2 separate regions of the Homo sapiens genome follow, and region 2 is linked to region 1. Evidence: chromatin contacts called from ENCODE Hi-C or POLR2A ChIA-PET data. All regions are on one chromosome and are shown on one strand. The core of a region is the stretch at or near the end of the contact, and the rest is flanking DNA. Distances in the headings are between cores, read along the strand shown. Region 1 holds the start of TAF13 (TATA-box binding protein associated factor 13). Region 2 overlaps AMPD2 (adenosine monophosphate deaminase 2).

Region 1 (2,983 bases), core at 128-2,627:
GCACAATCCCGGCTCACTGCAACCTCTGCCTCCCGGGTTCAAGCGATTCTCCTGCCTCAGCCTCCCGAGTAGCTGGGATTACAGGCGTGCGCCACTACGCCCAGCTAATTTTTGTACTTTTAATAGAGACGGGGTTTCATCATGTTGGCCAGGATGGTCTTGATCTCCTGACTTTGTGATCCGCCCACCTCGGCCTCCCAAAGTGCTGGGATTACAGGCGTGAGCCACTGCGCCCGGCCGCTTTGTGTTTATTAACAAAGATAGGTTCAACTCTCAGATAATTAGTTTTCACTCACCGAATGTTCAGCAGGACATTCAGAAATCGTGTGTATTACGGGATTTTCTTTATGTAGCATCATCTGTTACACTGTAGGGACATTTATATTATATCCCTAGCTCTGGCCTTCCGATGCCTGTGGTTTTGCCAGCCATTGTTCTGACCAAAAGCCTTCCCCGGTGGACACGGTGGCTCACACTTGTAATCCCAGCACTTTGGGAGGCAGAGCGGGGCAGATCGCTTGAGGCCATGAGTTCCAGACCAGCCTGGGCAATGTGGGGAAACCCCATCTCTACTAAAAATACAAAAATTAGCTGGGCATTGGTGGTGTGCGCCTGTAATCCCAGCTACTTGGAGGCTGAGGTGGGAGGATGGCTTGAGCCCAGCAGGTCTAGGCTGCAGTGAACCCTGATTGCGCCACTTCACTCCATCCCGGGGGACAGTGAGGTTGTGTCTCAAAAAAACAAAAATAAGGCCGGGCATGGTGGCGCACGCCTGTAATCCCAGCTACTCGGGAGGCTGAGGAAGGAGAATCACTTGAGCCCGGGAGGCAGAGGTTGCAGTGGGCCGGGATCGCGCCACTGCACACTTCAGCCTGGGCGACAGAGTGAGACTTCGTCTCAAAAAAAAAAAAAAAAAAAATCAAAAAACCTTCACAAAATTTTAAATGCTTAGTCTCGGGACACCATCTCTTGGAAATTTGTGATGAAGCACAGTATCCCCAATAATTAACACAGTGCTTAGAAACAGTGGAACTACAAATCTTTAAAATGATTTAAAAGCATATTTGTCTGATAAAGGACTGCTGGCTTGCCCTCCTATGATCCATAGCTTCGCAGTCCCCAAACAAGAAGCTGTGATTCAATACGCAGTAGCAAATTCAGGGTGACAACGAGATACTCGCGACCTAGCCCGTGATTTCCTTTTCTTTGTTAGTTTTCAATTCCTTCGGGATTACAGGGAGGCGCTCCGGCCTCCTCCCTTAGAGACTGTCGCATTTCCGCCGCTAGGCCGGAAAGCACCACCGTCCTCCCGCAGGCCGCAGAGGGCTAGGCCCAGCTACGGCCCCGCGCGTCACCGGAAGTGAGGCGGCGGAAGTAGTGTAACCAGCTGGGAGCCAGCCGGCAGGACGCTGTGAGTTGGCGTGCTAGTGGGATGGCAGATGAGGAAGAAGACCCCACGGTGAGTGACCGTCTCTGTCCAAAACCTGTCTTTTCTTCACTCCTTCGGGCTCAGTAGCGGAGGCAGAGTTCAGGATCGGGTCTGCTTGCCTTAGTGAATTCAGCGGACAGAGTTCGGGGACTTCACGCCCTAAGGATTGATCATTTTAGAAAGTGGGGAAGGACATGAAGGAAGAGTAGGTTTTGTGACCCCTTTCCCCTTGATTTTGGTCTGTATTTGCCAGACACTGAAACACGTACAGAATCATCAGAGATCAAAACTAACATCTATTAGCGCGCACTATGAGCCAACAGTTCAATTGTTAACAAAACTGTACTTACTGTGAAGTAATGGGAAAAGAATGCATTGAAAGTCAGACAGCCTGGATTTCAAAATTTCCATTCTCTCTGAGCAAGTTATTTAACTTTGAACATCAGTTTTCTTTTTATAAAATAGGGTTACGGGCTTACTTAAGGAACGTTTTTAGCACTGTATAAGCAAATGCATAGGAAATATTAGTTTTGCTTACTACAAAGTCTACAAAGGTAGACTTTGATTCAGTATCAACTGTTTAACAGTAACAGTAGTAATAGGCCACCTTAGTTGTTTAAAAATAAAACTTATGGTCATTGGAACTCTTACAAGTAGAAGCAGTAGGATTATTAGTTAGGAACATTGTAGAAGCCATTTTTGCATGAGTTGGAAGTTGGACTAGATACATAGGCTCCTTCAATGCTAAGGTTTCGTGGTTTTTTTTTTTGCTGCTTCCTTTGGCTTTCTGGCCTATCTGTTGAAAAGGAAAAAAAAATGTCATTATTAAAATATCAAATGCAAGGCAATTATTTGACATTTCTATATATACATTTTAACTTCTAGTTTGAGGAAGAAAATGAAGAAATTGGAGGAGGTGCAGAAGGTGGACAGGGTAAAAGAAAGAGACTTTTTTCTAAAGAATGTAAGTAGTATTTGACAATGATTTTGTTATAGATGATGAAAACTTTTGGACATGTCCTTTCAAAGTAGCTTTATTGCTTTGAATGTTTCCCTGTAGGGATAATATTCTCAGACTAGCCTATCAAATTCTGTTTAACTTTTGAATCAGATAGTACCAATCCTAACCCCAATTGTGTGTGTGTGTATAAATTGCTTTTTTTTTTTTTTTGAGACGGAGTCTCGCTCTGTCGCCCAGGCTGGAGTGCAGTGGCGCAATCTCTGCTCACTGCAAGCTCCGCCTCCCGGGTTCATGCCATTCTCCTGCCTCAGCCTCCTGAGTAGCTGGGACTACTGGCGCCGGCCACCACGCCCACCTAATTTTTTTTGTGTGTTTTTATTTTGCTTTATTTTATTTTTTTAATTTTTTTAGTATTTATTGATCATTCTTGGGTGTTTCTCAGAGAGGGGTATTTGGCGGGGTCATAGGACAATAGTGGAGAGAAGGTCAGCAGATAAACATGTGAACAAGGGTCTCTGGTTTTCCTAGGCAGAGGACCCTGCGGCCTTCCTCAGTGTTTTGTGTCCCTGGGTACTTGAGATTAGGGAGTGGTG
Region 2 (2,983 bases), core at 151-2,650, 560 kb before region 1:
GGTGTGGTGTCACGCAACTGTAATTCCAGCTACTTGGGAAGCTGAGGCAGAAGAATCACTTGAACCCAGGAGGCAAAAGTTACAGTGAGCCAAGATTGCACCACTGCACTCCAGCCTGGGCGACAGAGTGAGACTCCATCTCAAAAATAATAATAATAATAAAAAATTTTAAAAAGCCTAAATCATTCTTGTGATCTCAACTTAAAAATAGCATTTTAAAAAGAACTGAAAAGAATACAGAAATATGCACAGATATGCATTAAAATATCTACATATATCTCAGGCATGCAGCAAATATTTGGTGAAACTGGTAGATTATGAGTGGGCTTTTATTTCTTCCTATTTTTCTATATTTTCCAAATTTTTTTTAATGAAAATGATTTTCTTTTCAAATAGGAAGAAGTATTAAGGCCTTTTAAGATTATTTTCTCTTGATAAATATTTGAAAGAGAAATTTCTGAGAAACTAAGAAACCAGAGGCAAGTTGTTTAAAAAATAAATTGTGGGTTGGGTGCGGTGGCTCACGCCTGTAATCCCAGCACTTTGAACCCAGGAGTTCAGGATCAGCCTGCACAGCATGGTGAAACCCCGTCTACAGGTGGCACGTGCCTGTAGTCCCAGCTACTCATGAGGCTGGGGTGGGAGGATCACTTGAGCCCAGGAGGTCACTGCAGCCTGGACAATAGAGCAAGACCTCGTTTCAAAAATAAACCGTGAAGAGGCTGCTAAGGAACTTTAAATTAGTAATATTCTTAGAGCTAAGCCTCAACACACACTAAGAAAAACAGGAGACAAGAAAGTGAACTGAAGGATTCTATTAAATGACAAATTCAACAAGTAAATATGGAGTCCTAAGTGCTGGCAGACAGGACAGGCAGTTCTTGCCTCCAAAAGACCTTCTAGAAAAATCTTTTAATCCTGCTTCCTTGTTAAAACAAAGACAAGACACAGCTCACTTGTGTTATTAAATTATTCACCTACTTGAAAAGTGAGTTCCCCTCACCCTTCTAAGGGGGATCCTTGGGCAGCCGAGGCCCAGCATGGGTGAAGGAGCCCTGGACTCACCACCTCCCACCCTCATCGGGCTCCAACGTTCAATTCTGTGACATGTAAGTGGCCAGGATGAATTGGCAAGGGGTGTCTTCTGAACTGAAGGGCCTTGGGTCTTGACCAGGAGAGGGCTTGGCCAATGGGAAGTGGAGAGGGATGAGGAGAGCTTCTTCCCGGGGCACCCACTGGGAGACCCAGGGCCAGGTGCAGACCTGCTTGCTGAAAGAGGCTGGGGTGGGGGAGAGCAGCTGACAAGAAAGGAGGAGGAAGCCAGCAGCCTCCCAGCCTCCCCCTCCTGCTCCAGCTGCTCTGGCTCTGGGCAGGCCCTCAATTAAACAGGCTCATGCTGTTCCAGGGCTAATTGCTTCTGAGGCAGCCAGCCAGGGGAGGACAGGCCTCCCCAGCCAGCAGCAGGGGCAGCGACAGGCTTCTCTCTGCCCACCCAGGACCCTGCACAGCCCAGGGCACATTCCACTTTCCTTCTTTACCTGGGGAACAGACTTCAGCAACCTCTGTGCCAGGGAGGTGCTCCAGAAATTGTGTATTAAACATGGGACAGAGGCTGAGATGGGATTGGGGCGGGGGCGGGGGGCTGGAATCGGAATGCACAGGCTTGTTCCAACCTCTTGCAATAGAATCTGCCCGAGAGTTTGCAGATGTCTGTGCCACACCTTCTGCCTATTGAATCAGAATCTCTGAGAGTATGGCCTGGAGAGGGCCATCTAAACAAGACCCCCCCAGAAGACCCTGGTCTCAGGTTTGTCTGTAGGTGCATATTTCCCATCTACCAGGCCATCCCCTCAGAGGCTGGAAGAGGGGAGGAAGTACAAGGTGGGAAACAGACACCAGCCCCCAAGCTGGTGTGACAGGGATGTGTCACAGACCCGGGGCTAGGTGTTCCCCTCACAGGGAACAGGCTGGATGAGGGTTGGATGGGCATCTCCTCTCTCCCACAGCTTCTTTTGTCAGTTTCCACATGCACAACATACACATCACCCAAGCCTAGTCCCTCCCCTCAGAATGCACGGTGCCTCCATCCACAGCCACCTCCCACCACGGCGTTCCCTCTCCCAACAGAAACCCCACCTGCCTCATTACTTAAATAATCTTTATTTCTCATGCACTAGGAAAGATGGTTCGTATGAAACACTGCAGTTCACAGCAAAGGCCTCAGTCCAGAACACAACATAGGGGCCAGCTGGGATCACAATCTGGTCAAAGCTCTGGGAGCCACACTGGGAACACCACTCCCGGGGTTGAGTGGCAGATCCAGGACTTTGCAGCAACTGTGGCCCCAGACATAACACAAGGCAGCTGCCCTCTCCCACAGAGGCACAGGAAGCTGACACCCAAGGAGCACGTGGGCTGGGGACAGGACGGAGAAGGCTGCTGGGCAGTGACTTGGCGGAGATGTGGTCCAGCACCTCTGCCGCCTGCGTCTACCCACTCAGGCCAGGAAGCCCAGGCCTGTGACTGAGCTCTAGGCCCAGCTCTACCCAGTGCAGAGCTGCTGGAGTTCCACAGACCCTCAGCAGCCCCGTGCCCACAGCAGAGGTGTAGAGGTCCCCCGCCTGCCCCTCGGCTACATGAACAAGACAGGGGCCTAAACTTCGGCCCTGGCCAAGGCTTAGATTTGCCCAGGAAGGACCGGAAAGGCTAGAGGGGCCAGCCCCCCACAACCATCCCAAGCCCCTGTGGACACTGGAGAAGCCCATAGGACAGTCAGGCTTCTGAGGATCCCAGGACAGGGCCACCAGCAGGGGAGGCCCTCAATACCTGGGCCATCAGGCTCAATACCTGAGCCCAAACAACAATGAGCAGATTCCCAGGCTTTGCTTTCACTGGGTGGCCCAGGGACAGTGACATGGTAGGAGACATGCAAGACAGAGACAGAGAAGAATGGAGACATGCAGAGACCACACAGCATGGGCGG

What was found. A loop is a pair of places that touch in the nucleus more often than their neighbours do. ChIA-PET counts read pairs that join two places held with the same protein, here RNA polymerase II (POLR2A). Pooled maps may share reads with other maps.
Region 2: a loop to region 1 is called in a map of thyroid gland, with 4 times the contacts of the local background. The contact joins the enhancer-like site here to the promoter of TAF13 in region 1. A Hi-C loop is called at or near these places in 1 of 168 maps with a recorded cell type or tissue (thyroid gland), 1 of 37 single-sample maps with no recorded cell type and 2 of 50 pooled maps. POLR2A ChIA-PET finds 5 or more read pairs at or near these places in 2 of 52 experiments (OCI-LY7 and activated naive CD4-positive, alpha-beta T cell).

The regions. Positions count from the first base shown.
Region 1 is chr1:109,074,397-109,077,379 of GRCh38, reverse strand. TAF13 (TATA-box binding protein associated factor 13) reads left to right here and starts at 1,377. Exons shown (of 4, transcript NM_005645.4): 1 at 1,377-1,459; 2 at 2,315-2,393. The coding sequence starts at 1,433. RefSeq lists enhancers at 1,120-1,369, 1,470-1,529, 2,134-2,983.
Region 2 is chr1:109,631,213-109,634,195 of GRCh38, reverse strand. It overlaps AMPD2 (adenosine monophosphate deaminase 2), which reads right to left. Exons shown (of 19, transcript NM_001368809.2): 19 at 2,145-2,983. Among named protein-coding and RNA genes, the nearest start is that of AMPD2, 13 kb to the right of the region's middle. Within about 2 kb of position 1,400, at least 8 of the 41 ENCODE cell types and tissues checked have a DNase peak (open chromatin) inside an H3K27ac peak, as active enhancers do.